Linked DNA regions of Homo sapiens: regions 1 and 2 are each linked to region 3. Evidence: chromatin loops called from intact Hi-C (ENCODE). Cell type or tissue: OCI-LY7. All regions are shown on one strand. Links, peaks and the distances in the headings refer to the core of each region. The heading gives the core; the rest is flanking DNA. Region 1 overlaps SLC8A1-AS1 (SLC8A1 antisense RNA 1). Region 2 has its middle 67 kb from the start of SLC8A1-AS1. Region 3 holds the start of SLC8A1-AS1 (SLC8A1 antisense RNA 1).

Region 1 (10,289 bases), core at 774-8,773, 110 kb after region 3:
ACATCTACTCTTTCCCTAGAGTAGTCAGAGCTGTCAGAACAGCACTCTACAAGAAACTGATACTGTATAGCACAGCAAGAAACATTTTCTTTGAAAAAATAAGATGCATCCAATGGCCATCAGTGGGGTTAAACCAAGTCAGAGAGGCAAAACTCTGGCGCCATGAAGTCTAAGATGGTACATTTCTGAGCAGATGTCTTATATCAAAGAAATTGTGATTTCTGAACCAGTTTTAGGGGAAGAGGTGGAATATATACTTGGAGGAGAGTTGGAGCTCAATTTGTCTCTGCTGCTTAAGAACTCTGGAAGCCTTGCGATGGGTTTGAAATTCCTCCTTTAGCTCGGAGAAGTTTGATCATCTGAAGGCTTTTTCTCTCAACTTGTCAAAGTCATTCTCCATCTAGCTTTGTTCCGTTGCTGGCGAGGAGTTGGTCAACATCAGACAGATCAACTAGACAGAAAGTTAAAAAGGATGTCCAGGAATTGAACTCAGCTCTGCACCAAGCGGACCTAATAGACATCTATAGAACTCTCTGCCCCAAATCAACAGAATATACATTCTTCTCAGCACCACATTACACTTATTCCAAAACTGATCACATAGTTGGAAGTAAAGCACTTCTCAGCAAATGGAAAAGAACAGAAATTATAACAAACTGTCTCTCAGACCACAGTGCAATCAAACTAGAACTCAGGATTAAGAAACCCACTCAAAACCGCTCAACTACATGGAAACTGAACAACCTGCTCCTGAATGACTACTGAGTACATAACGAAATGAAGGCAGAAATAAAGATGTTCTTTGAAACCAACGAGAACAAAGACACAACATACCAGAATCTCTGGGACACATTCAAAGCAGTGTGTAGAGGCAAATTTATAGCACTAAATGCCCACAAGAGAAAGCAGGAAAGATCCAAAATTGACACCCTAACATCACAATTAAAAGAACTAGAAAAGCAAGAGCAAACACATTCAAAAGCTAGCAAACACATTCAAAAGCTAACTAAGATCAGAGCAGAACTAAAGGAGTTAGAGACATAAAAAACCCTTCAAAAAATCAATAAATCCAGGAGCTGGTTTTTTGAAAAGACCAAAATTGATAGACCGCTAGCAAGACTAATAAGAGAGAAGAATCAAATAGACGCAATAAACAATGATGAAGGGGATATCACCACCGATCCCACAGAAATACAAACTACCATCAGAGAATACTATAAACACCTCTATGCAAATAAACTAGAAAATCTAGAAGAAATGGGTAAATTCCTGGACACATACACCCTCTCAAGATTAAAACTGGAAGAAGTCGAATCCCTGAATAGACCAATAACAGGCTCTGAAATTGAGGCAATAACTAATAGCCTACCAACCAAAAAAAGTGCAGGACAAGATGGATTCACAGCCGAATTCTACCAGAGGTACATGGAGGAGCTGGTACCATTCCTTCTGAAACTATTCCAATCAATAGAAAAAGAGGGAATCCTCCCTAACTCATTTTATGAGGCCAGCATCATAAAATCAAAACCAAAAAAGCATCATCAAAACCAAAAAAGAGAATTTTAGACCAATATCCCTGATGAACATTGATGCAAAAATCCTCCATAAAATGCTGGGAAACCGAATCCAGCAGCACATTAAAAAGCTTATCCACCATGATCAAGTGGGCTTCATCCCTGGGATGCAAGGCTGGTTCAATATACGCAAATCAATAAATGTAATCCAGCATATAAACAGAACCAAAGACAAAAACCACATGATTATCTCAATAGATGCAGAAAAGTCCTTTGACAAAATTCAACGGCCCTTCATGCTAAAAACTCTCAATAAATTAGGTATTGATGGGACGTATCTCAAAATAATAAGAGCTATCTATGACAAATCCACAGCCAATATCATACTGAATGGGCAAAAACTGGAAGCATTCCCTTTGAAAACTGGCACAAGACAGGGATGCCCTCTCTCACCATTCCTATTCAACATAGTGTTGGAAGTTCTGGCCAGGGCAATAAGGTAGGAGAAAGAAATAAAACGTATTCAATTAGGAAAAGAGGAAGTCAAATTGTCCCTGTTTGCAGATTATGTGATTGTATATTTAGAAAACCCCATCATCTCAGCCCAAAATCTCCTTAAGCTGATAAACAACTTCAGCAAAGTCTCAGAATACAAAATCAATGTACAAAAATCACAAGCATTCTTATACACCAACAACAGACAAACAGAGAGCCAAATCATGAGTGAACTCCCATTCACAGTTGCTTCAAAGAGAATAAAATACCTAGGAATCCAACTTACAAGGGACGTGAAGGACCTCTTCAAGGAGAACTACAAACCACTGCTCAACGAAATAAGAGGATACAAACAAATGGAAGAACATTCCATGCTCATGGATAGGAAGAATCAATATCATGAAAATGGCCATACTGCCCAAGGTAATTTATAGATTCAATGCCATCCCCATCAAGTTACCAATGACTTTCTTCACAGAATTGGAAAACCTACTTTAAAGTTCATATGGAACCAAAAAAGAGCCCGCATCACCAAGTCAATCCTAAGCCAAAAGAACAAAGCTGGAGGCATCACGCTACCTGACTTCAAACTATAGTACAAGGCTACAGTAACCAAAACAGCATGGTACTGGTACCAAAACAGGGATATAGACCAGTGGAACAGAGCCCTCCGAAATAATACCACACATCTACAACCATCTGATCTTTGACAAACCTGACACAAACAAGAAATGGGGAAAAGATTCCCTATTTCATAAATGGTGCTGGGAAAACTGGCTAGCCCTATGTAGAAAGCTGAAACTGGATCCCTTCCTTATACCTTATACAAAAATTAATTCAAGATGGATTAAAGACTTAAATGTTAGACCTAAAACCAGAAAAACCCTAGAAGAAAACCTAGGCAATACCATTCAGGACATAGGCATGGGCAAGGACTTCATGTCTAAAACACAAAAAGCAATGGCAGCAAAAGCCAAAATTGACAAATGGGATCTAATTAAACTAAAGAGCTTCTGCACAGCAAAAGAAACTACCATCAGAGTGAACAGGCAACGTACAAAATGGGAGAAGATTTTTGCAATCTACTCATCTGACAAAGGGCTAATATCCAGAATCTACAAAGAACTCAAACAAATTTACAGGAAAAAAACAATCCCATCACAAAGTGGGTGAAGGATATGAACAGACACTTCTCAAAAGAAGACGTTTATGCAGCCAACAGACATGTGGAAAAATGCTCATCATCACTGGCCATCAGAGAAATGCAAATGAAAACCACAATGAGATACCATCTCACACCAGTTAGAATGGTGATCATTAAAAAGTCAGGAAACAACAGGTGCTGGAGAGGATGTGGAGAAATAGGAACACTTTTACACTGTTGGTGGGACTGTAAACTAGTTCAACCAGTGTGGAAGACAGTGTGGTGATTTCTCAAGGATCTAGAACTAGAAATATCATTTGACCCAGCCATCCCATTACTGGGTATATACCCAAAGGAATATAAATCATGCTGCCATAAAGACACATGCACACATGTTTATTGCGGCACTATTCACAATAGCAAAGACTTGGAACCACCCCAAATGTCCATCAATGATAGACTGGATTAAGAAAATGTGACACATATACACCATGGAATACTATGCAGCCATAAAAAAGGATGAGTTCATGTCCTTTGTAGGGACATGGATACCATCATTCTGAGCAAACTATGGCAAGGACAAAAAACCAAACACCACATATTCTCACTCATAGGTGGGAGCTGAACAATGAGAACACTTGGACACAGGGGAACATCACACACTGGGGCCTGACCTGGGGTGGGGGGAAGGGGGAGGGATAGCATTAGGAGATACACCTAATGTAAATGACGAGTTAATGGGTGCAGCACACCAACATGGTACATGTATATGTAAGTAACAAACCTGCACTTTGTGCACATGTACCCTAGAACTTAAAGTATATATAAAAAGAACTCTGGAAGCCTTAATCTCCTCAGGTGTAAAATGAGGGTAATAATGCATACCTAAAAGGATTACTGAAGATTCAGAATAATGTATTTAAAGCATTTAGCACAGAAATAGATCCAAATAATAATGATGAGGAGAGTGATTATGACTAATGATAATATCAGCCTGACAGCTGCTGAGGAAGCCGACATCAGTACATCTGGTTCCATGGATCTATGTGTGCCCTTTTCTGGAATTTGAATTACCACAAATCTTACTTCCCAATTCCTCATGATTTTATTCACAGAAGCATTGCATACTATAGTATTATGTTTGGAATAGAACCAATTCCATGTTCTTAAAGGTTGAAGGCTCATTCACTTAAATATTTATTGAGGCCCTACTACCTGCTAGATGCTGGTGATTCTGTGATAAGCAAAAAACATGACTTTGCTTTTGTGGTACTTATAGTCTAGTGGGGGGAAACAGACAAGTCAAATAATCATCTGGGTAAACATAAGGATATAACCATAATCATTGCTTTAAAGAGCTAAATATTGCTAATGAAATTTAGTATAGTCTGCAGATAACAGCTATGCTCTAGAGGCGAGGAAGTTAAAAGTTACTGGGTATTTTTCAAATTATTTGGTTGCAGTAGAATTTCTGACGTCAGTTACTATTTTGTATGGTAATGAATAGAAGAAAAAGTAAACTATATTCACTAAACCTCATTCTTCTGACAACTGCTTGTGCTGTCATCTTTCAATTCTTTAGTAGACTTTCCTGAATAAAACCTGTAAATGTTCAGAATTAGTCATTAGTCCACTATCAACATGTATCTTTGTCTTCAATTCTGTGGAGACTCAGAGGATAGACTTGTACTCCTTCTGTTTCTAGGTTCTAACTTAAAAATGTGTAAGAACTATGGACTGAGAGGCTGCTGTTTGCATACCTTCAAGTGCCATTAAGGGAAATCTGAACAGGTGTATCACATTGGCTCCATGATGCTTACTGGTTTAACTGAGTTAGCTTGGAGAAAGCGGTAAATTAACCCTCATTTCTTCAGCTTTAGTAACTCTAGCACAGATGTTAAGCAAGTAGAAATTGTTTCAAAGGGCTTGGTTCTCTGCTTCTTTCACTTGATATTATCAGCACATTTTCTGGTTTTGATGGCTTGGCTTTGTGTACCTTCTAATTTATAAAAGTTCTTTATCCCACTTCTCTACATGTTTCCTTCCCCTGGTGCTTGTAATGTCTTTTTATGCACAAATGTGGCTCCTTCAAGAGCCTCCTGCTAAGAAATGAGCAAAAGAGGAATTGAAAATCCTTTGGCTTCTTTTAAACTCATGAAACTTGCTATTTTCAGAACCACAGGTCTGGAACAGAAAAGCTAAGTTGGTCAAATGCTAGCAGGCAGCCCACTTCACATCTTGGGTGATAGAGATTTATAGAGGTTTCTGTTTGTTTGTTTGTTTTGTTCAGCAATATATTGCAACTCTCAAAGAGTACCTGTTATACAGTAGGCACTCAATAAATATTTGTTGAGTGAATCAGTAACAAATAAATAAACTTCAAATTTGATCTTATGCTCATTGGCAACTTTCACTTCCTTCCTTTGGGATTGTGAAGATAGTTCTCAAAATATAAAATAACACAGAAATTTGCTCTTCTTCCCTGTCTCCAGCTACATCTATTTTTTTTCCATTCACCATTGATCTTTATGTGTGAATCATGTCAGACTTCTCATTGTCCTTGGTTGCTTTAGCAATTCCCCTACTCTTCATTACCCTGTAATTTCTCAAACTCTGCTTAAGCTGGACAGCATTTCAGTCTGGCTTAACTGAACTAGGCAGCTAGAGAGTATTGATTCCTAAATACCATGTTGAGAGCGAGGGTGAGCAAGGCAGGCGGTGTATAATCAAGGTGCTACTAACTGGAGAAAACTAGCCAGTTAGTGTTTTTGTAGACCGTTCTAGTTAAAGTTTGAGAGTGGCTACTGTTGTTAGTGTAATTTCCATCAGTGAAAGTGTTATCACCCATGGTGAATCAGTTCTTGTTTCCCAGAATAACTGGGATTCTAATTGATAAAACACAGAGAACATAAGCAAATCAGAAAGAAATGAGGAAGGCTATTAATTTTAAATATAAACTGCATTGAACAAAGATTTATGAGATTGGTCTGGGCAAGAATATTTTGGATAAGACCCCAAAGCACAAGCAACAAAAGCAAAAATAGACAAATAAGATTATATCAGACTGAAAATCTTCAGCACAGCAAAGGAAACAATAAACAGAGTGAAAAGACAACATACAGAATAGGCCAAAATATCTGTTAACTATACATCGGACAAGGAGCTAATATCCAGAATGTATAACAGCCCAATAGAAAAAGTATCCAATAAAAAAAGCAAAAAATTTGACTAGACATATCCCCGAAGAAGACACAAATGATTAATGGGTATATGAAAAAAGTCTCAACACCACTAAGCATCAGGAAAATGCAAATTGAAATCACAATAAGCTGTCAATGTCACCTTGTTTAGAATGTTATTAAAAAGAGAAAAAATTACATATGCTAGTATAGATGTGTAGAAAGGAAAACTCATACACTGTTAGAAATATAAATTTGTACATCTTGTAAATAGCATGGAGGGCCCTCAAAAATTAAAAGTAGAACTACCTCATGATCCAGCAATCCCACTACTGGGCACATATCCAAAGAAAATGAAATTAGCATGTTGAAGAGCTATTTGCATTCCTATGTTTATTGCAGCTCTATTCATAATAGCCAAGATAAGGAATCAACCTAAGTGTTCAACAGATGAGTGGGTAAAGAAAATGTGGTATATGTACACAGTGGAATACTATTCAACCACTAAAAAGAATAAAGCATCGTCATTTGCAGCAACATGGATGAACCTTGAGGACATTATGTTAAGTGGAATAAACCAGGCACAAAAAGATGAATACCACATGATCTCATTCATATGTGGAATCTAAAGAAGTTGATCTCATGGAAGTAGAGAATAGAATAGTTGTTACCAGAGACGGGTGGGGAGAATAGGGGGATGAGGAATATAGGGTGAGACTGGTCAACAGGTACAAAGTAAAGTTAGAAAAGAAAAATAAGTTCTGGTGTTTTATTGCACAATACAGTGACTATGGTTAACAATATTGTATATTTCAAACTAGCTAGATGAGAGTATTTTGAATGTTCTTACCACAAATAAATGAATACAAGAAAAGAATCGTACGAGTGGATGGGTATGCTAAATACCCTGCTTTGATATTTTACACAATGTATACATTTATCAAAACATCCCACTGTTCCCCATACCTATGTACAATTATTATGTTTAAAAACAAAATAAAAAATTAAGAAGAGAATGAGTGTTAGGAGAAAGAAATCTGTGCTCAGAATCAGCTTATTTTATGAGTCATTTATTATGTCTTAGGACTGTGCTAAGTGTTTTACATGCATTTCTCATTTAATACTTACGCCAATCCTATGGCTTAAGATTATTGTGTGTTCCTTTAATCGATAAGAAACCAAGGCTTAGAAAGTTTAAGCAATGAGTCAAGGACCCAGGCAACCTAACTCCAAATCCAAAAATTTTAGCCACTCTGCCTCATCTCTATCTGGGTGCAAATTGTATCTACAGTCGTACTTTTCTCTTAACTATTTCTTGTCCCTAATGAAGGATGTTGTACTTGTATACATTTGTCATTCTTTTGAGTTCAGACCTGCTTTTGCATTTGACTTAAAACCAGCTACTTGTACAGGGGAATCTTACTAGTTGACTACCTTCCTCTTAATAATTTTGGTTAGAGAAAATAGCACAAAGTTTGTAGGAAGGAGAAATGAATTTCAAAGTAAATAGAGACACTAAGGCATTACATATGAAAATATCTTAAATGGTGCCTAGCACATAATAAGTAGGTTCATCATTAAGTGTAAGTTAAAAACACACACACACACACAAAAACCCACCTTGGAGAGGCACAGTGGCTCACATCTGTAATCCCAGCACTTTGGAACCCAGTGATTTGAGATCAGCCTGGGCAACATGGCAATACCTGTCTCCCAAAAAAAAAAAAAAAAAAAAAAGGTCAGATGTGGTGGCTTATGTTTATGGTCCCATCTACTTACTTGGGAGGCTGAGGTGGGAGGATTGTTTGAGACTAGGAGGTCAAGGCTGAAGTGAGCTGTGTTTTGTGCCACCGTACTCCAGTGTGGGTGACAGAGCAAGATTCTCTCTCAAAAAAACAATCACCTTAAATCTCTTTTCTTTTGCATCTATATCCTAGGAGTAGAGACAGAGAGTAATACTAAGAGAAGGTAGAGGCGGGAGGAGGAAGAGGAAGGAAGAGAAACCAGAACATACGTCCAAAGATATATGAACCCATTAGGTGGGAGATGAAGCAAGGGTTTGTGGAACAGAATCCTATATTTATATTTTTTGCCTTGTTTGGGTCCTGAACACTTTAGAGAAAATTGAAAAGGTGGCTGAGTGGGGAAACTGACAGCACCAGAAGAGAGGAGAACTTTGCTGATTTTTAACTTTGGTGGGACCAGTCCTAAATTAAAGCCATACTTCATATTCTGTGAGGGATGAGAATCACTTTCTGGGATTTTTAAGTCCCATCAAGTGCTTAAGACTCTTTTCTGAGTATTTAAAAAGGCTGTGGAAATCATCCTTATTTTTATTGGTCCGGTACCTACTAGGCTGTAATGAGCTAGTTGAAATGTGAAAACCAACGTTTCAGACTTGTGTCTGACTTTACAGTCTAAGCTATGATGAACTCCACTCTCCTCCACTCAGCCTCTTTCCTTGGGTTCAGGATGTCAAGCCCAAAGACTTGAGCTACACACTAGGCATGGGGCAAAGGGATGGTGCTGCTACCAGTGCCAGGTGTGGTAGTTGATGTCTTTAGTAACATCAGAGATAAAGTCCTAGGTATTTCAGACTGTGTGACACATTTGGGGTTCACTGTTACTAAAAATATTCTGTTTAACTGAAAGGTATTTGTCCACAGATAGACACTACAATGAACAAACAATTTTTCTTTGATAAAAGCACAAAGTACCTTGGGGATCATGCAATCAGAGCTTCAGCTTCATCATTATGAACATAAATTCTCTTTGTACCAGGAAATTGTGGAAACGATAGCTCATAGACAGCTCATATTGAGAGAATGTTAATGAGCCACTACATACTCTCTGAGGTTGACTAACCATTGTGGAGATAATGCTGGTGGCAAAGGATATGAGTATTCTAGAGGGAATGGGCAAGTGAAGCAAAGTGTCTCTTAATGTGTGCCATCTACCAGCACTAAAATGGTGCCCACTTGAACTGATTTGTAAACTTGTAACACTGACTTTGACCATCTGTACTCCTGGGTATCATGGTAAGTTATAAAGTAGATCACTACGCAATGCCTTTTAAGGTGCACACTCTGCTTGTGGTGCAAATAGTAATTCAGGGGCCTGGTTTTGAATCTATGCTGGTCTGCCTCATTTAAGAGAGCATTCAGGTTTCCATTATAGCTATGGCAAACTAAAATCTAATTGAATTCTACAGGCATTTAATAGCATGTCTAATGCGGGCAAAGCTCTTTGCTAGGGGATGGTAGAGGTACAGAGATAAAAGACAAAGATCAGTGCTTGATAATCCAGGGGTTACCGGCTATAGAAATTCTCTTAACTTGGTTCAGTGAATCTGAGGAGCTGGGAAAGGTGAGCCAGGGAGAAAAGGGAGAAAAGTCACTGCAAAGTGTGCTGACATCCTACTCTGGGCAATTGAAGGTGAATCCTGCTAGGACTCTCAGATTCTTTGTGGTATACATCAGAAGTGCCCTACCAGAGAATGGGAGGCGAGACACTTAACTATTGATTCCTAGCCCCTATCAGTTGAGGACTGGCCCTGGGGTTGTCAACTCCACAGTATTTCCTGGTGCCTCCAGGCTGAGCAGGCTCTCTGAGTGCTTGAGAAAGTCTTCCAGCAGAGGAGGAAGCAGCAGGAGCTTGAAGTCAGAAACTGTGAGCAGGCTGGAAATGGTCTATCCCGGTTGCTGATGAGCTCATTTCAGCCTATGGGGTTGTTGTTCACTTATTATAACAGTTGCACGTGCTTGCCACAGAAAATTTGGTAAACAAAATTCTATAATCACATTTTAGAGATAACCACGGTTATCACTCTGGTGTGTTTCCTACCAAAACTTCTTTTTCCACTGTGTGTGTGTGTGTTCTATACATGCATATTGGCAGGGTTATATTGTTTGAAATTTTACTTTGTAAAAAATAGAATCATGAAAATGGAGGAATTTA
Region 2 (10,289 bases), core at 1,611-9,610, 69 kb before region 3:
ACCAGGCAAGGGCATGACTAACTGCAAGGGCCGGTATGAATCATGGGCACTCTCACTGCATGAGCACGTACAAGCTTCACCTGGACACACTTGAAAAGGAAAATGTGGAGGGGTTAGAAATCTGGAATCATTGAGTGTTACCCAAAAGGGACTAAGTTAGACTCCAATTAGGCTTCCAATTAAAAATGTAAATATTTTTTCTACCATCAAAAGTAATAGGAGTCTAGAGAAAGATAGAATTAATTTTGCATGGCATATGTATTTTGTTCTTTGTTGCCCAATATATATGGCAAGCTCTGTGTGAGTGTCTGTGTGTGTGTGTGTGTGTGTATGTATGTGGGTGTGGGTGTTACTTAAATTGTACTTTTATTTGGTGTAGGCCTGGAGTTGCATTTGACCAGCAAAGAAGCTGTTTGTACTTAGATAGTAAGTTCATTTGAGGGAGAGGCAGGCTTCGAGAGGTATCTTCTGAACCTCTCAACAACCCCACCGTGGCAGTGGGTTGTGATCAATTCAGCAGCAAAAACGATCATTCAGCACTCAGGTGTTTCATAATTATTGGCATATGTAAAGTAGATTTTTTGGGACAAAGATACAGATTATATCAGTTACACCAAAGGCATGACTTTTGCTATAGGTCATTAGTTCAAAAATTTGTTCTTAAAGGTCAGTTTATTTTTAATATTATAGCTTGGAGTTACAATAATTGGGAGTTCAAACTTGAAAATCTATTTCATACCTCTAGCAATGGGTTTATTGCAAAAATGCACATTGTTTATTAAAGCTCTGAGTCTAGTATTCCAATACAGTAAGATGTTGGTTTGAAAATGAAAGTATTTCTGAGGATAACTTTGCATCCTCTGGTGAGATTTATGTTGCAATTTAAGCAGCTGCCTGAAATTCAATAGAATATGAAATTATTACAAAGTGCACATAGTGAAACTAGCATTAGAGAAAAGCCTCTTGAAAATGAAATATTATTTTTTTTTACTAAGGCATAAAAGGAGTGGGCTATAAGACATTGAAAACTTAGTAAATTCCAGCCATTATGTTATGTTTTAATCATAGAGTATTGAAGGCTATCTCGCCAACCAACTTCGTTTTCAAATTAAAAAAAATGGCCAGGTATTAATGTTGAAAAAATTGCAAATACATTAAAAATATTTGTTGTTTTTTTCTTTTCCTTTCTTTCTTTTTCTCTTTCTATTAATGTGAACCTCTAGCTATATTTAGTGTTCTAGATTATGATCTGTAGCATGAAGCTTATTCTAGGAACCATGGAATAACTCTATAGTGGATCATCTACCCGAGGGGAAGCTTTGGTTCTCTCTGACCAGGATAGGAAAGCAGAAGCAGCTCAGCCAGTTGTGTAGCGGGAGGAGAGGGATTTGGGGATCACCCAGAAGAGATGCTGAAGGATGATTTGGAGTTTGTCAGGTGGGAACAGTGGGATGCCTGGGAAGGCACACCTAGCAGATGGACAGTGGGAAAGGTTACATTTAGGAAAATTTCTGTGTTGGGAGATAGGCACAGTGAGCACCTCCTAGGCATGAGAGCTTATAAAGTATAACACTTTGTAAAGTATTCTATTTATGAGAAAAGTAACTTAAAATGCATCACAGTGCTTTCAACAAAATAAAATCCTTAAGAAGAGACTTTGACTTCTAGGATATCTGGGACTCAGCTGAGAGCAGTGATTTAGGGCTTTTTCATGTTTTTTAACACCATTTTCCTAGCTGCAGGTAGAGGATTTTGTTATCATACAATATACGACAGAGAACCTTCACAAATTTGGTTTAGGGGAAGCTGGGATCTCAACACATGGTGGAAAGGGAGATGATGAAATTGAGTAAAATTAGGGATTCAGTCTAGGGCTTAAAAAAAGAAAGAGCCAGAAGTCTAATAAATATCACAGTCAGTGGTGACTGAGTTAAGATGCACCTTGTTCTTATCTGAGAGATATTGATGCATAAGTGGGGCATGGCAGTAGTGATTTTCTGCTTTTCATAACCTCTCAATTATATTATTGCAATGACTTGTTGATTGGTTTTCAATGTCCATAATGTTTCCCCACCAGGCTTTTCTATAACCGTCCTTCTCCAACTTTAATGTGCTACATATTACCTGGGGATCTTGTCAACATGCAATTCTGATCCTATGGGTGTGGAGCGGGGGTGCTGAGAGTCTGTATTCTAACAAGCTAATGCTATTGTATGTTGATGCTGCTGGCCTGGGAAGCACATGTTGAGTAGTAAGGTCTACACAATGTTGTTAGAGCTTCTCATTACCAAAATTCTCTTATGAAATATTTTCCTGCTCAAACTCCTTCTATGACTCTCAAAGGTCCGCCCTTACTAAGTTAAAAAATCTTCATCTTAATATGTGTGTAACGTGGCTCCAAACTCTCTTCTCATTTACATCTCTCATGAATCCCCTACTGATTGCTACGCACTGCCTCACCTGGTAAAGTTTTCTGATCTTTCTTCTTTACCTGGAAAAACATTGAACTTCTTCCATGAACCACGCCTTTCTTATTTGTCTTTCCTTTGTATACCTGATGCTGGGTAAACTTCATAGTCTGCCTTTACTTATAGTCATATGCTTTTCTTTTTCTTTCTTTCTTTCTTTCTTTTTTTTTTTTTTTTTTTTTTTTGTGAGACGGAGTCTTGCTCTGTCACCCAGGCTGGAGTGCAGTGGCATGATCTCGGCTCACTGCAACCTCTGCCTCCCGGGTTCAAGCAATTCTCCTGCCTCAGCCTCCCAAGTAGCTGGGATTACAGGTGCGAGCCACCATGCCTGGCTAATTTTTTGTATTTTTAGTAGAGTTGGGGTTTCACCATCCTGGCCAGGCTGGTCTCAAACTCCTGACCTCGTGATCCACCTGCCTCGGCCTCCCAAACTGCTGGGATTACAGGTGTGAGCCACCTCTTATCTTCTCTTTTGGACGTCTAGGCTGCTGGTGGCTGTGTTTGTGTCTTACTCCTTTTTGAATCCCTGTAGCATCTAATTACATGCTAGCTATTGCCATTTTTATGGAATTGAATCTTGTTTTAATCATTACACACATCAATTATGACATTTTGCTGTAAGAGAAAAGTGCTACCAGCAGTGAATACTTCATTTAGATTATTTACTTTATATTAACAACTGGCAATACTGCTTTCTTTTCATCATTTGTAATGATCATTTATCAGTATGTTTCAGTTAAAGTAGTTGTACCTGTTACTTTTAATTTACTGTCTTAAGTTATTAAACCAATTAATTTTCATTTACCTATAATTCTAAGCCATTCTCTGGCCTAAAGGTAACCACTAGCCTCTCTTAAATACTAAAGTACAAGTGTTTTTATGGCAGTTAATCCTTTTTCACTTATTTTCTCTGTTACCATCTGTGTTGTGGATACTTAGAGCTGCCAGAAGTTAAGCTGTTTTTTGTTTTTAACATTCCATAAGAAATGCTTGTGTAAATGTATTGAATAATGACCATGACATTTTTCTTTACAGCTAAATAGACTTTGATTAAATTCCACAAATGTTAATTAGACGCCTACTGCACAAGCCACTGTGGGTGATACAAAAATGAATAACACATAGTTCCTGCCAAATGGGAACTTTCATTCTATGCAACCACTTGGAGCAGCATATAACTCCCTTCCATTTTATGTTTCCTTCTTGCAGGGGTGAAAGGTAGATAGTAACAGATGGAACTTCTCATTTTATTCAGCTTGCAATTTTGATAATCACCAAATGAGATAATTCTGTTTTACATTATAAATTGTTTCACTGTACCAGAGTCTTACTAAACTATGGTTGACTCATTTTTCACAGGTGGTTGCATTGTATAATAGCTACCATATTAAAATGCAGAATTGGGCCAAAAGATTTTATTTACATATGGTGTTCATTTTTTTTAATGTTAAAATTGTTTTAAGCGAGCCAGTTAAAAATGAATCCTTTTTAAAAACTTAATGATCTAGCCTCAAGGCATGAGACAGTGAGTTGAAATGAATGCTTTTAAATGATCATGTGCAACTCTAGATGTCAGCTAGATATCTCAGAATTAACAGAATCAAAAGTCAACTCTTGATTCTTGCACTTTCTCTATGAATTTGACTTTTCTAGTTACCTCATATAAGTGGATTCATAAAGTATTTGTTTTTCTGTGACCTTTTAACTTTAATGCTATTTATTTTTAATATTGGGAAACTGGAAAGAATTTAATAAAAAATAAAGTAATTAAATAAAGTATAATATTCCCATACCTTTGATAACATGCAATTATTTTTACATTTTATTTTTGTTTTTTTGAACAAGGTCTTGCTCTGTGGCCCAGGCTGGTGTGCAGTAGCAAGATTACAGCTGACTGCAGCCTTGACCTCCCAGGCTCAAGTGATCCTCCCATCTCAGCACCCCCTTCACGCTACCCTGAGTAGTTGGACTACAGGCATGTAATACCACATCTGGCAAATTTGCTTATTTTTTATAGAGACACAGTCTCACTATGTTGCTTAGGTTGGTCTTGAACTCCTGGGCTCAAGGCATCCTTTTGCCTGGGTCTTCCAAAGTGTTGGTCTTACAGACATGAGCCACTGCACTTGATCATTTATTTATTTTATAACACAGGTGTAGGCGTGCTGACCAGGCAAGAGGAAATAATGACTTAGACAAATATTGCTATCTTGGGTACAGGTAGTAAGGACCAGCCAGAGTCTAGACACGTTCTGAAGTTTGTGTCAATAGTGTAGTGGATATAGGACAGAACAATGACACCAGTGTTTTTGGCCTGTAGAAAGGGAAGACTGAAAATACCATTTCCTGCGATTGAAAGATGGCAAGAAGAGCAGGTTAGAATAGTTTCTGCTTTTATGATGGTTGAGTTTTTAAAAAACATCCAAAGATAATACAAAACATTGTATTTTATATAATAAAAAATATGTAATATAAATATAAATGTAATATAGGTAATATAAATATAAACAATCTAATAGAAAAATGAGCAAAGGGCTTGAACAAAACAGGAGATGAAATTTTTACAGAGTAAGAATGTATAAATGTTCTATGCACTAGAAATCATACCAATTCATCTTTAAGTAATGAGACACTGGTTTTCATCTATCAAAGTAACAAAATTTTTAAAAGTGATAAAACTTCAGCTGGTGTGTGGAAGCATTGCTCAAAAGAATGTAAATTGGCATAGTCCTTTAGATAGTCAATTCGGCAATATGTTTGAAAAATGTGTAAAATATTAATATTGTTTAACCTAGAAATGTAACTTTTAGGAAATTTTTCCTAAGAAAATAGTCAGAATGTACACAAAGATTTACACAGTGGTATTTACAGAGAGAACTATCTAACTGCTTAAAAATTAGGGTGGGACTTCTTAAAAAAAGATACATCAATATAGAGAACACTATGTTGACATTAAATTTCATGACATGGGGCAATAATGTCCACACATACTGTGTATGTATATTAAAATGATCTGCTTGGTGAAACAAGTTGAGCACCAAAGATATTTTTATAAAGGACAGTGGGGAGAAATTAGAAATGACTGGCACTAATAAAGATGGTTTAAAATATCTTTGCAAGCCTTTTGATGTTGCTTCAAAAGCAGTAAGTTGTGATCGGACAGGTTAACAAAGAGCTGAATGCACGGATTACTGCGCAGATAATGCGCGTCTGCCATACTCGGGGGCATGATTTCAGTATGAAGAAAAAATGCCGACCTTTGTCTTGTATGTCTGACAAGAAGAAAAAAATGCCACTCCCCTCCAAGCTGGATGTTCTGTGAAGCCAAAGATTTACAGTCTAATGAAACCTCCACCACAGTTATTACGGTGTCAGAATTCTTGCCTTTGTTTGGTATGCAATAAACATTTTTGGTCTATTTTGGCTTCCCTCATGGCTCCAAATGTGCAGGGCTTTGCTCTTCCCTGCATTGTATTTAAAACTCAAACATGGAATTGCTCTAAACCCACAGCTACTCTTTTCTATCTTAGAAATAGGCCACGTGTTTTAAGAAGCAAAGTGCCTGAGACCATAATTACAGGAAGGGTTAATCTGCTAGGCTAAAGAAGCAAGAAGAGAAAAATCTCAGGAAAACTGAAAATCAGGGTTCCCTCTCCCCTGCACCCACAGTGGAATAGAGACGGGGAGAAGTGAGAGCCAGCTGTGCAGGAAGCAGCTCGTTTTTGTGGTCTGGCTGTCAGATTGTGTTTACTAAACCAAGCAGCTTCCCACCCACTGCTTTCTCTCTTCTGAGGGCTACTGCAGCCACCAAAGGGCAGCAGAGGGGCTGGCCCCAGGGGGAAAAGACATGTAAAAATATGCATAGTTGCCAAGAACCAGATGCTATTTTCCAAACTGTTTTGCTCAACAGGGAAAGTAAGCTTATTGCAGCAAGTTGTGTTGGTGCCACAAGATGCCACCCTTCCCTTGAAAAGAAGAGACTAAAGGTAACTAAATTCTATGCAAGTGTTTTATGAGTCCATCTCCCCCACTTCTATATCTGTAGGTTTATCTCGAATGAAGGAACAGCAGTTGCATTTTGTTCTGCAACATTCTGGTGCCAGGAAAGAAACTAGTTCTTGTTAACAATTTCCAACACTCTTTTAAACTGCTATGGAAACACTACTTTTTCATTTTATCTGATAATGGATTACGATTTTGTGTGCAAGTTTTATTAGTTTAGGTTCTTGGTCTTAGCCTAGCTTTTGATATATAGTCAAGCTAGTACAAAAGGCCACAACATAACATATTGTCACTATCCACCATTTAAAAATTTTTAAGCTTCCAATTTCTCCAAGAGAGTTGTTTAGCTCTGTTGTCTGTGGAAGCAAAAAATAATACGGGATTTGTTTTTGATAATTTGTTTGATGGGTTATTTCTATGAAAAACCACATTTCTCTCTACCTCCATCAACACACGCTCACCTGATGGAAAGTAGAAGGCTGCCATACCAAAAGGTTATTGACTTGTAAAATGGAAATCAGTGTAATTTACAATCAAATATTATTTGTATTCTCAGGTGAAATCAACACATACTTATTAATCATAATTCTTGAATTTATCTTTGAGTTTTGCTAAAAACAAAATATCAGGAATTACTTATGTTTCTCTAGTCTTTTGCCTTTTACTTTCCAATAACCTTCTAGTCATAGTAAATCAGCCTGCTGCTGTCAGTGGTTAGTCTGCAGTCATCTTTCTGCATTGTTAGGAAAAATGAAATTTGGAAAATTTCAGTTATTCATCCTAAAGGGAAGCCATGAAATAGATGTGACTTTGAATGACTTATCTAACCTGTCAGTACCTCCATTTTGATATGTAAAATGAAGCATTTTACTGGCTGCTCTCTAAGTTGTCTTCTACACTTTTGAGGAGATTTTTATGACATCCCCTCATTAAAAACGCTCATGTCTAGAAGACTCTTGTGGTTAATGAGGAAATATTTGGAATTTGAAGGGATACCAATATTTATATTAAATTCAGATGTTATTCTTATAATCCTATTTCTCCAAACCATTCTGCCTCCTGGAGCAATGTCCTAAAAGTATAGCTACAGAAAGCTTGTCTACATATAGGTACACTAATTTTTGAGGTTGACATAACATGAAACATTTATATGTGTGTGTGTGTAATATATATATATGTACATGTATATGTACACACACACACACACACACATACATATCTTTTTTTTTTTTAAAGAAACAGGGTCTTGCTGTGTTGCCCAGGTTGGCCTTGAACTTCTGGGTTCAAGGGATCCTCCTGCCTCAGTGTCTGGAGTAGGTATGACTACAGGCACATGCCACCATGCTCAGCTTATATTTCATCTTTATTTTTCCCTTTTGAAGTTTTGCCATGGAGAGGAGTCCAAAGAGTCTAAACACCTGATACTCCTCATCTGAGAAAAGCAGTTCAAATTTTTCTTTCTGCATATAATCTCTGTGGTTTGCACCATGTTTGTAAGATGAAACCATTTGTTTTAAACGGGCCATGTCTAGCCACACCAAGACTTGCTGTCTAAGTCAAAGGCATCCTAGGATGAGCTGGTCCTTGGAGAATCTGTGGGAAATCCTACCAAATATGGGGAACTCCATATTCATAGTGACAAGCCAAGTTTTCTATCTGTTGGGACATAAATGAGAAGATGACGGCTCACTAGAGTTTAAATCGTCTTTTCTTCCCAAGCCCTCTGTTTCCAGTTCCCCATTAGACTTGTTGTCTTGGATACCCAGTTAAATTTTAATTTCAGATAAAAAATAGATTTTGTGGGGGTGTATATCCCAAGTATTGCACATGTATTATACTAAAATTAAACTATTGTACTAAAGTATATTTTCTACGAGTCATCCTAAATAATTATTTTTTTAATCTGAAATTTAACTGGTATACTGCATTTTTATTTGCTAAATGCAACCCTAAGTAGCACCCAAAGGAAATGTGAGGATGCTGAGATGGTTTCTGTGCTACACACATCTTTGTAAGGAATAGCAATAGACCCCTATTACCTGAAATGATGTAATATTCGTAAGATAAGAGTTCCCCGGTGTGTGGATTCACATTTCCCAGTGTAACCATATAGTTATATATTTTTTCAGAGTCTAAAAATTTTGTATTTTGCCTTTTCACTAAATATATACAATATTTCTATACCTATATCTTAAAACTGCTAATTTCATGTTTTAGATAAATTACTTAACATTTCCCTATTATTAAATACTTAGGTTATATAGTTTTTCTACTATAAATATTATGGTAGGTTCTCGATGCATATAGTACTTGATTTTTGTTAAACTGTTTTTCCAGAATAAATTCCTCGGAGTGAGATTAGTAGTCATAGGGAATAAAGTGGTCAAATTACGTCTGAATGATCACATTCAGATTTTTCTTTTCATCCTTTGTTAGAAGGGGGTACATACTGGGAAATAAGAAGAGATAGGAGAAATGCATATGGATGCAATTTTAAGTCTTACTAGTTCTGCAAGTGAACAATCCCTTTACAAAAATATTTTAACTTTCTTAGAGGAAGCCATTTCTATTTTCACCACTGGTAGTAAAAAAAAAACAGGCATGAAAATGGTTTTAAAAAATTCAGCTGAACATGAAATATTTTAGTAACCTATAACATTATTCTGTCATCCATTTCTTTCCGGTATGCCACCAGGCTTCTCTGATGATCATGAGAGACCCCATAGCTGCTCCTAGGCCATGTGATTGCTTCTTAAACACATTTTCAGTGGTTACATTGTCAGAAGAAGCTGCAGCGTGTACCTGCTCAGAAACTCATCATCCACGTCTCCTGCAATGTGTTGGAGATGGGAAATAGGTTTGCAAAAATTCTACAACAAGCTGGTTCAAGTGATAAGTGCCTCAACAATGCGCAATTGATTAATAATCGTATCCAGAAAGGGGAAGGAAACACAACAAACCAGGCAGAACTATTTTCTGTTAAGGGGGAAAAAAAAAAAAAAGATCAGGGGAAGATTGGGGAAGGCAAATATAAGGTAAAGTAGGTGCCCAGGAGGATATAATTGTAGTTTATTCTCTTTTTAAACTTTGAATATCATTTAAGTGACTTAAAAATCAAACAAGATAAAATGGAATGAAATAAAATATATAAAAGTATAAAGACTCCAAACTAGGTTTCTTTCTAGTTGCAGTGTCTGGCTAACCTCAGCTTTATGCGGTTAGAATTAAGCCACCATCAGGATATACCTTATTATTTACAGCTTTCAGGGCAATGTCATAAGCAGATAGCTTAGGTTTTGCTGGGAATACTGTGCTGTAAGAAATTAAGCTTTAATGAGAACTACAGTGCAACAGTATTTCAATATAGAGAAATAATGAGAGGAATATAGTTTAACAAAAAGGCCTGCTAGGTCCTAAACCATCTTCTTCAGTGACCTTGCTTGAAAAAGGTCCTCCTTCTTACTAACCAAGCTGTAGTTTAGTTAGGAGTTATGTCAGCATTTACCAAATTGTTTTCACAGGGAAGACTGCTACAGTAGTTCATCATGATGTTAATGACTGATCTCCAAAAGTGGGGTAAAATAAGCTGGGGAAAGTTAATTGCTACATACTCCTCCCTTGCAGATCCACAATACACCCTAGAATATTGAGAAATTCTGCAGTAGAAAAACCTGTTTAGCTTTATTTGACTTATAGCATCCCAAACTTAGAGTAAGAAAGTCATTTTTGTACAATTCTGATAAATGTTTCAAGGAATACTGATAATCTAAAGAATAATTTATGCACAACTCTAAGTTAAAGTAATATCTCTCAATCCCA
Region 3 (10,289 bases), core at 755-8,754:
CCTCAACCTCCCAAAGTGCTGAGCTGCTTTTCAATTTAATAAAGTCCCACTTGTCTATTTTGTTTCTGTTCCCTGTGCTTTTGAGGTCTGAGCCATAATAAAATCTTAACCTAGACCAATGTTACCATGTTTTCCTTCCTTATTTCCTCTCCTCCTTCCTTCCTTCCTTGGTTGCTTTCTTGCTTTGTTTTTGTTTTTTTTTTGAGCTGGAGTCTCACTCTGTAGCCCAGGCTGGAGGGCAGTGATGGAATCTCCGCTCACTGCAACCTCCACCTACTGGGTTCAAGCTATTCTCTTGCCTCAGCCTCCTGAGTAGGTGGGATTACAGATGCATGCCACCATGCCTGGCTAATTTTTTTTTGAATTTTTAGTAGAGATGGTTTCGGCATGTTGGCCAGGCTGGTCTTGAACTCCTGAACTCAGGTGATCCTCCTGCCTTGGCCTCCCAAAGTACTGGGATTACAGGCATGAGCCACTGCACCTGGTCCCACTATGTTTTCTTCTAATAGATTTATAGTTTTGGGTTTTACATTTACCTTTAATCCATCTTCACTTGATTTTTACATATGGTGAGATAGGGATCGGGTTTCATTCTTCTGCATGTTGATATTCAGTTTTCCCAGCAGTATTTATTGAAGAGAGTGTCCTTTTCCCAATATGTTCTTGGCACCTTTATAAAAAAAAATCAGTTTGTTGTAACTATGTGAATTTATGTATGGGGCCTCTGTTTCTTTCCACTGGCCTATGTGTCTGTTTTTATACTAGTACCATGCAATTTTGGTTACTAGAGTCTTGTAACATATTTTGAAGTCAGGTGGTGTGATGCCTCCAGCTTTGTTCTTTCTACTCAGGATTGCTTTGGCTATTCTGGCTCTTTTCAGCTTCCATATAAATTTTTGGATTGTTTTTTCTATTTCTGTGAAAAATGACATTAGTATTTTGATAGGGATTGCATTGGATCTGTAGATTGCTTTTGGTAGTATGGTTATTTTAACAATATTCTTCTGACGCATGAGCATGGGATGTCTTTCCATTTATTTGTGTTCAACTTTTTTCATCAGTGTTTTGTACTTTTCCTTATAGAAGTCTTTCACCTTTTTGGTTAAATCGATTCGTAGGTATTATATTTTACTTCTATAGCTGTTGTAAATGGGATTGTTTTCTTGATTGCTTCATCAGCTAGGTCACTAATCATGTATAGAAATGCTATGATTTTTGCATGTTGATTTTGTTTCTTGCAACTTCACTGAATGTATATATCAAATTGAGGGTTTTTAATGGAGTTTTTAGTTTTTTCTAGATATAAGATTAAGTTATTTGCAAAGAGAGCAACTTGACTTCCTCTGTTCCAATTTGAATGCCTTTTATTTCTCTTACCTGATTGGTCTGGCTAGGACTTCTAATATTATGTGATATGGTTTGGCTGTATGTTCCCACCCAAATCTCACCTGGAATTGTAATCTCCATAATCCCTACATGTCAAGCGCAGGACCAGGTAGAGGTAATGGGATCTTGGGGGCAGCTTCCTCCATGCTATTCTCATGATAGTGAGTTCTCATGAGATCTGATGGTTTCATAAGCATCTGGCATTTCCCCTGCTTGTGCTCACTCTGACCTTCCTCCCTACAAAGTTGTGTGCTTCTCCTTTTCCTTATGCCATGATTGTTAAGTTTCCTGAGGCCTCCCCAGCAATGCAGAACTGTGAGTCAATTAAACCTCTTTTCTTTATAAATTACCCAGTCTCAGGCAGTTCTTTATAGCAGTGTGAGAATGCACTAATACATTAAGTAAAATTCTAGTGGTGAAAGTGAAACTCTTTCCCCTAGGAACTCTTTCTAGTTCTTAGGGGAAAGAATGTCAGCTTTTCCCCACTCAATATCATGTTTACTGTGGGTTTGTCATATACAGCCTTTGTTATGTTGAGGTAAGTTCTCTTCTGTGCCTACTTTGTTGAGAGGTTTTATCATGAGGAAATGCTGAATTTTATCAGATGCTTTTTAAAAATCTATTGAGAAGAGCATATGGTTTTTGTCCTTCATTCTGTTGATGTGATGTATCACATTTATTGATTTGTGCGTGTTGAACCATCTTTGCATCCCTGGGATAAATCTTACCTGATTGTGGTGTTTCATCTTTTTGATGTGCTGTTGGATTTGGTTTGCTAGTATTTTTTTGAGGAATTTTGTATCTATGCTTATCAGGGATATTGGTCTGTAGTTTTCTTTGTTGTTGTTGTGTCTTTGTCTGGTTTTGGTATCAGGATAATGCTGGCCTTGTAGAATGAGTTGGGAAGAATTCCCTCCTTCTCAATTTAAGATAGTTTGAGAAGAATTGGTGTTGTTTGCAAGTTGGGTAGAATTTGGCAGTGAAGCCATCTAGTCCTGGGCTTTTCTGTGTTGGGAGACTTTGCTACTGATTCAAACTCTTTGCTCCTTACTCTGTATAGGTATTCTATTCCTGATTCAATCTTGGTAGGTTGTATGTGTCCAAAAATTTGTTCATTTCCTCTAGGTTTTCCACCTTTGTTGGCATATAGTTGTTTATAATTGTCTCTGATCTTTGTTGTTTCTGTAGTACCAATTGTAATGTTTCCTTTTTCATTTCTGATTGTTTGGGTTTTCTCTAGTTTTTTCCTTGGTTGGTCTAGCTATTGATTTTGTTTATCTTGTCAAAAAACCAACTTTTCATTTTATTGATTTTTTTATATTGTTTTTGGTCTCTTTTGTTTAGTTCTGTTCTAATTTTAAAATTTATTTCCTTCTACTTGTGTGTTTGGTTTTTCTTTCTCTTTTAGTTCCTTGAAGTGCATTGTTAGATGGCATATTTGAAATCTTTCTACTTTTTTGATGTAGGCATTTAGTGCTGTGTACTTCCATCTATATCCCATAGGTCTTGGTATACTGTATTTCAAGATATTTTTTGATTTGCTCAATTTCTTCATTGATCCAGTGGTCATACTGGAGCATGTTGTTTAATTTTCATGTATTTGCAGTTTCCAAAGTTTCTCTTGTTATTGCTTTTAGCTTTATTCCATTGTGGTCTGAAAAGATACTTGATGTGACTTCCATTTTTAAAAATTTGTTGAGGCTTGTTTTGTGGCCTAACATATGGTCTATCCTGGAGAATGTTCCATGTGTTGGTAAGAAGAATGTGTATTCTGCAGCTGTTGGATGAAATGTTCTATAAATGTCTGTTAGGTCATTGAATTATTCATTTCCAGAATTTCTGTTTGATTATTTTTTATGATATCTCTTTGGTAAATTTCTCATTCATATCCTAAACTGTTTTTCTGATTTCTTTGTATTATTTACCTGTGTTCTCTTGTATCTCATTGAGCTTCTTTAATTATCTTGAATTATTTTTCCAGGATTTTTGTAAGTTTTTTTCATTGTAATCTGTTGCTAGATAATTATTGTATTTCTTTGGAGGTGTCATATTTTCTTATGATTTTTGTGTCCTCACATTGATATCTGGTGCATCTGGAGTAACAGCGGCTTCTTCTAATTTTTTGGATTTGCTTTCTTGGGAGGACTTCTCCTGAAGATGTATCTATGGTGTTGGTTGGTTAGGGCACTTTGGCTTTGATTCTGGGTGCATGCAATGGTCTAGTCTCTGTATAATTTCTTTGCTTGTAAACAGTGTCAGTGGTGTCTGATTTCCTTAGTGGTTTAGGGTGCAGTCATTAGTAGAGGCTGTGGTGAAGATTTGCTGGGGATGAAGACACCAGCTGTGTCAGTCCTCATCTGCAGTGATGACAGTAGTAGGTGGAACATGCCTGTCCTTGGGCAACAGGGCAGTGCACGTGCCAGCACCAAGTGGTTCCAGGTAGGCTGATTCTTGGGCCTCCAGATGGCTTACTCAGGTGAAGACAGCAGCAGCAGCAGCAAGGGGCCAGGCAGGCTGGTGGGCCCTTGGGACCCTGGACAGCAGGCATGGTATGAGTGATGGCAGTAGTAGTGGCAGGAAAACCCTCTGCCTCCCCAGCTGTCTGTACTGGTGTTGGTGGGGGCTGTGATGTGCTGGGTGGGCCAGTCCCCAGGCCCACAGGTGGTGCATACAGGTGGGTTCCAGCTGTGATGATAGCCGCAGGCTGGGTGGGTCTATCCTTAGGCCCTTGTTAAGAGTACTCAGGTGCCAACAGTAGTGGATGGGGTGGGGCAATCCCCAGTCCACTGAACAGCATGCTTGAGCACTAGGGGGCATGGAGCCAGGCTGGATGGGTCTGTCTTTGGGGCTCCCAGTGGCGCATATGGGCAAGGGCTGTGGCGGGCAGAGCTGGGTGATCGCCAACCCCCCAGTGTAGTGCTCAGGTGATAGTGGCAGTGGTGGATGGGGAAGCCTGTCCCAGTGTGCATGCAAGTGGCTGCAGCCCTGCTGATGGGAAAGTGAGGTTGCTGTCAGTGGCAGCAGCTGTAGGCAGGCAGTTGAGGAGCTTGTGTTTTGGCCACAGGTGGGGCTGTGGGTGTGGGAGCTTGTCCTCAGTTCATATGTAAACGCACAGCAGCACCATTGCTGGGGCTGGCAGGGTTGTTGCCCACGGCTTGCTTTTCAGCCCAGTGGCAGCAGCCAGCAACGGTGGTGGCTGTAGGTAAGAATCTGTCCTCAGGGTGTGTGCAAATGTGTGTCAGCCCCACTGCCAGGAGTGATGGATTGCTGCCTGTGGCTCATGCTTCAGGCCTGATGGCAGCAGCTAGTAAGGCTGCGGGTGGAGGATGTCAGGGGGCCCCAAAGATGTGGAGATGCAAGGGCTGTTGAGCCCCGGGGCAGGATGCAGGTGGGTGGGGGTTGGGCTCTCAAAATAGTATTCTGCTTAAGCTCCTTAGGTCTGGGGCAGGTGTGGGATCCAGCCTCAGCTTTGTTTCTGGAGAAAAACTTTGTGCTGTCTCCTTGGAGCTCCCTAAGTTAATCTCAGGGCCTGGAAGGTCAAGGGCTCTCCTGTCACTGAGATCGCAGGAGTCTGTGGTGGGAATGTGGACCTTTTGGGGATCTTTCACTTACCTTTCCCTGCACTGGGCAGCCTCTCTGGGCTCCTCTCTCCTTCCTTATTTTAGGTGTTTGCTGTCACTTCTCTATTAAATTCCAGTGCCCTCTCTTAGATGATCCATTTAAAGTGTGAATATCTACTCATTTTGGTTTTTTATGGAGGAGGTGAGATGTCTCTAGTAATCCATCTTGAAGCCCCTCCCTTTACATTGTATTTCCTAACGTCCAAGGGTCTCTGTTTCCTTTTTGTTTAGAGAACTTCCTTTTGCTATTATTTTAGAGTATATCTGCTGGTATAAACAACAAAACTCCTTTACTTGTTTTCATCTGAGAGTATGTTGATTTTTTCCCCTTCATTCTTAAAGAATCTTTTTTCTGGGTATGGAATTCTGGGTTAAATTCTTTTCTTTCATCACTTACTTTTAGCCTCCATGGTTTCTGATGAAAAATCTGCTGTCATTGACATTTCCTTTTTCCTAGAATTAAGGTGTTATTTTTCTCTTGCTGCTTTCAAGATTTTTTTGTCTCTAACTTCAGAAATTTAAGTGTGATGTGTCTTGGTATTGGACTCTTGGATTTAAGTTGCAATTTACTTAGTTTTTTGAATTGGTAAATTTTAATCTTTTCTTAAATTGGTGGAGTTATGGGCTATTGCTTCAACTTCACAAGTATTTGTTGGGCACTCCTTATGTTTGACACTGTACTAGACTACGGATGATGATGAAAATTTAAAATCATGGGTTGAGATATTAAGAACTGACATGCACTTTCCACAAGAAGAAAAGGTGAAATAATGCAGGGAACATTGGGCTGTCAGTGGGAGAGCAGAGATCTACTTCTCTTGGCTCTTCTCCTACCTCTGTGACATTGGGTAAACAAATGAATCTCTCAGGATTACGCTCTGTAATATGAGGGAGTTGGATTAAGTACTCAGTTTAGCTCTACATGACTTCAGAGGAAGAAAGAGGTAAGTTTGGTTTGGTCTGGTCTGGGAAGGCTTTATAGAAGAGGCTGAATTGAAGACAGGCCTCACATGACTGTTAATTGATACTCTCTTCTTCCACCTTCAGGACACTTTAAGATAGACAAATCTGAATGAAAACACCCCAGAAGGGAGAATTATTGGCTCAGGACTAGGCTGGCACTGCTGGTAGCCAATCTTTTTTGCATGTTTGCCGGGCCTGCTGCTTGTCCACTCATTGCACCCCCACATACCCTGCCCCCTCATGCTCTTCTCCTGTCTTTTTCCAGAATGGCTTCTTCCATCTTTCCTACTTCTTCACATTCTGAAAATTCTGCAATACTTATCTTAGGGCCTTCTTCTATTACCCTGTTCTGTTTTAACTTTCTAATTATATTTCAAGCTTCTGGAGGGCACAGACCATATCTTCTACTTACTGAAGTCCTAGAAGGGACTTAAAAGATCCCTGAGAGAAGTGCTCCCCTAGCTGATTATTGGTATCACCTGGGAGCTTTTTAAGGCTCCATCTTAACATAATCAAATTTTGCTTGTGTTTGGGGGTAGGGGAAGAGTGGGTCAAGGGTGTGTGAGAATAAGCTATATTTTAGTTTTTTTTTTGTTCTTTAACACTTACTGTGCAAAACTAATATGGTACCCCCTTATATGTTTGGATTGGCATCTATTGTATACATCTTCCTTGTTCTTCATTCAACATAGGACTCTATGGTTTCTACCACTTCCCACGAACCTGAATTAAATTCTGAAAAGAGGGATAATGTATTCTGAGAACGGACAGCAAGCCCAGCTCAGTGTCATGACATTCTTCTGTAGAACTTTCCTGCTTACATTTTCGAAATTGTGCTCTGATGGCTCTCTAGTATCCTGCTGTGTACACTATGGGCTGGAGAACAAGGATCCTAAATTTTACTGTATTCTTTCTCCACAGAAGTTTACGAAGACAAAAGAGGAATGACGACTCAGCATATTGTAATGTATATTCAATATGTGCTTTGCTAAATATATTTGAAAAGTATATAGGTATATTGAAAAAGACCATGTCCAACTGAAAATGCCCAGCTAATGAAAATAACATTTTTCTTCCTACTGAAAACTAAGGTATAACTTCAGCATTTGGTGTCAGAAGTTATTCAGAAAAAACAAGTTAAACTTTTTAAAGGATTTTTATTCCTTCGTAAGTCTACTGGAAAATTAATCATACAAAATATAATGGAGCCAAAAAAGCATTTGCAAGAGCACAGATGCATGAATATGAAACATTACATTTTCCAGGCAGTGTATTTCCTTATCAGAGCAAACTCCTTCATGACTAAAGTGGTCATTTTTCAACAGTGATGGGTGACAAAGGCTCATATTTTCCTATGTTTTAATCTTCTTTTGGAGCTGACTGTGGAAGCAGGAAATGTGGGGGGGGTGGAAGTGGGGGAGAAATGCCCCTGCCCCTTTGCTTTGTAGCACATGTGGCACAGGAGATGGGGCATTTCTGAAGGGCCTCTTTCCCTTTCTTTACGGAAGTATCTATAAACACTGAATTGAATATTGAGATACTGGCATGCTGCATTTCAACCATCTGTCTAGTACAATAAATTGCCACATTGATTAGAATGTTTTGGTCCTGTGTGAGGAAGGAGGTAGGAACAAAAGCTCGAAAGTCCTTGTCTGCCTCAGACTGTTCAGGATGGGCTTAATTTGTATGGTGCTCAGGAAGCTCCATTCTGGGGCTGTGCCAGCTGTGACACAGCTCTAGTGGGAGCAGCTCGTGTGGCAGCATTTCAGTGCCTTGCACCCCAAAGCAACCACTGCTACCTGTCTCCTTGGGAGATCTGCTCAACTTCTGTCTTCTCTTGCATAATGAATTTTAACATAGATTTTTAATTGTCACAACCTGTTTCTTGTTCCATGCTGTTCCTTTTTATTTTTCAAAAGCATTCTATTGTTTTTAAAAATATTTTCTTATCTCTTGGAGCATAATAATAGAGCTCTGCAAGTATTCTTCTCTTCCCTCAATTAGCTCTGCCTTCTTTTTGTATCCTGCCCCCATCCCCACTCTGTTTTGGTCTCTCTCTTCATTTTAGAAGCATTTCTCAAACATCTGGTGATCCTTGCCTATTCATTCTGAGAGTAGGGCATTGAAAAACTGTTAGGAAAGTCTCATCTGAGGGTGAGATTTTGCTGACTTTTGTGATTGTGACCTGGACATTTCATTGCAGAGGGGAGAATGCAAAATGTCAATATATTTAGGTTTTTCTCTTGAGTTGTAATTTTTCTTAGAATTGTCCAAGCTACTGGCTGTGGAGCACATGTCTGGCAGCTTTGCCTTCTGTGAGTTAACTTGAGGAAAAGAACTAGAGGCTGCATATTCAGCATGTGGATTTTCACTAAATTCCCATGCCCTTAAAGGTGTCTGATACCTCCAAGGAACTTGTGAGCCTGAGGAATTTGGCCTGCCATTGTAGATAAAGCCTTTTGAAAAAATTAGTTCACAGCAATTTTAGTGGGGCTGGGAAGAAGTGAAGATAAATGTATGTTCAAGCTGTGATGTTTAATTGGAAGTCCAAGGTTGATTTTAAGACATATGGAAAATTCACTTTTTCTAAATAAAATTTCTGTAAGAAGACTTTAGATACAGTTTAGATATAAACAGTTTGAATAGCAACTGATCTACTAGTGACTTTCTAGCACCAAAGAACTTTAAAGTAGTTAAGAGGGCTCAGAAAGATGAATTGCTGCAAAGACCTCTGGCCAGGGATATGTGGCAATGAGTTTTCGACTAAGGATATAATTTGGGACATGAAAGAAGTTGAGCACCTTCCTACTCTGTATCTGGCATGTAAGGTCTTAGGCTTATTTCAAGTTGCATTGTATCCAAATTATTTTGTCTTTAGCTTTCCCAAGGCTGACCTCCTTAGAGGAGTGGAGGCAATACTTAATGCTTGTCAAAGCCCTTTCACACATGTTAGATGTTGAGGATTTTTTATTTCTAAAAGATAAATGTGTAACATATTTATAGTTACTGCCACAATATTTTTCAAAATCACAAATAATAAATTGGTTACACATCACAGTCTTATGAGATACTCTCTTAACAACAGAGTAGGTAGAAGTTGGAAAAATAGCTCCTTAAACAGAGTGTCATCATCCTTTATTCTGGGGCTGTTATCCTCCATCCCTTGGTCTTTTAGTTGAACCCAGAGCAGAGTTCCCTGTTTGGACTTTAAAAGGGTTGAGATTTCTTGATCCCAAATTGCTAAACTGTTTGATGTTATAATTTAAGTCTGTCTTTAGAGCAGACAGAATTGCATCTCAGAGGATTGTTTCTTTGAGAACAGACTTGTTTCCTATGCATAGATTTGGACTTCCTTATAGCCATGTATTCGTGCTCTTGCTCTGGATAAATCCATGTGTATGTTTCAGCAGTGGCTGATGAGAGTGGAAACTGAGACCTGTCATGACTGGAAACATGTGCAGGTCTCACTTGACCTTATGTGGCCTGAGTCTGATGCAGCCCAACACAGGCTGGACTGTTGATGTCTCAAATCTCGCATAATTCAGGAGTGAATAAGCCAGAACTGGAAAATACATTGCATGAACTCTTGTATATTCTGGGGCTCACTCTACAGAAGGTCACAGAGCAGACCTCAACCTGGTGGGGTTTCCCCCTGGAGGGGGTAGGCAGGTCTCAGGTCATGGAAGGAATGAACTTATTTTCCTAGGCCTTGCGATTAGGAACTTGTTTCACTGAAAAGCAGGATATTTTAAAGAACTCACTGGGGTATACGTGTGGTTAGGAAGCAGGTTCCTAACACATGGACTAGCCAGGAGGAGTGCTGTCATGGACCCTTGGGTCTTGGTAGGTTTTGAGTGCACCATATCTAAAAGCAATTTCAATTTTATTGCCCTATTTCCTTTTCTTTGATCCTCCAATTATCCCCAAAGCATCAATAGACTCTTGCTGACCTGTTCTATTCTAACTGGGACTTGAAGGAACGACTGTACCCAGGCTTCAGGTGAAGCAGTCTCAATGAGAGGAGCTGCCTGAGGGAAACATGTGGAGGTGGCAGGGGGTCACGCATGCTGGGGTGAGCGGTGGTCCACAGAGAGGGGCCTGGAGCTAGGGGGCTCACTGAGGTGGGACGTGACAATCAAGATGGCTTTGGAGAACATGAGAGCATTTCCCAGGGAGTCCAGAATATTTGGGGATGGAAATCTGGTAAGGACTAAACTTAACCAGTAAGATGGGATAAGAATCTGAGATATTATAATTTGAGAGTTGACTCATGGAATGTGTGGACCATGCTGGTTACATTGATGAAACACATTTGTAATT

What was found. A loop is a pair of places that touch in the nucleus more often than their neighbours do. Peaks named below come from ENCODE experiments on the same cell type or tissue, not always from the same donor. Only the 100,000 strongest peaks of a DNase experiment are listed, where the experiment ranks them.
Region 1: a loop joins it to region 3, with 4 times the contacts of the local background. A loop is called at or near these places in 3 of 110 quality-filtered maps.
Region 2: it touches region 3 in a loop (3-fold over the local background); 2 of 110 quality-filtered maps call a loop at or near these places.

What each region holds. Positions count from the first base shown.
Region 1 is chr2:40,023,965-40,034,253 of GRCh38, forward strand. The region is part of intron 2 of SLC8A1-AS1 (SLC8A1 antisense RNA 1); the gene reads left to right. Among named protein-coding and RNA genes, the nearest start is that of SLC8A1-AS1, 110 kb to the left of the region's middle. In OCI-LY7, for the core only: no CTCF peak of the experiment used is centred there; a DNase peak (open chromatin) is centred at 5,297; H3K4me3 peaks cover 1,342 bases; H3K27ac peaks cover 2,347 bases.
Region 2 is chr2:39,845,644-39,855,932 of GRCh38, forward strand. No RefSeq gene overlaps it. Among named protein-coding and RNA genes, the nearest start is that of SLC8A1-AS1, 67 kb to the right of the region's middle. In OCI-LY7, for the core only: CTCF peaks have their summits at 6,362 and 6,563; DNase peaks (open chromatin) are centred at 4,558 and 6,268; H3K4me3 peaks cover 1,822 bases; H3K27ac peaks cover 3,100 bases.
Region 3 is chr2:39,915,959-39,926,247 of GRCh38, forward strand. SLC8A1-AS1 (SLC8A1 antisense RNA 1) reads left to right here and starts at 1,676. Exons shown (of 5, transcript NR_038441.1): 1 at 1,676-1,701; 2 at 6,891-6,931. RefSeq lists an enhancer at 4,543-5,202. In OCI-LY7, for the core only: CTCF peaks have their summits at 4,467 and 6,080 (motif pointing left); DNase peaks (open chromatin) are centred at 4,073, 4,453, 4,743 and 6,023; H3K4me3 peaks cover 2,653 bases; H3K27ac peaks cover 3,721 bases.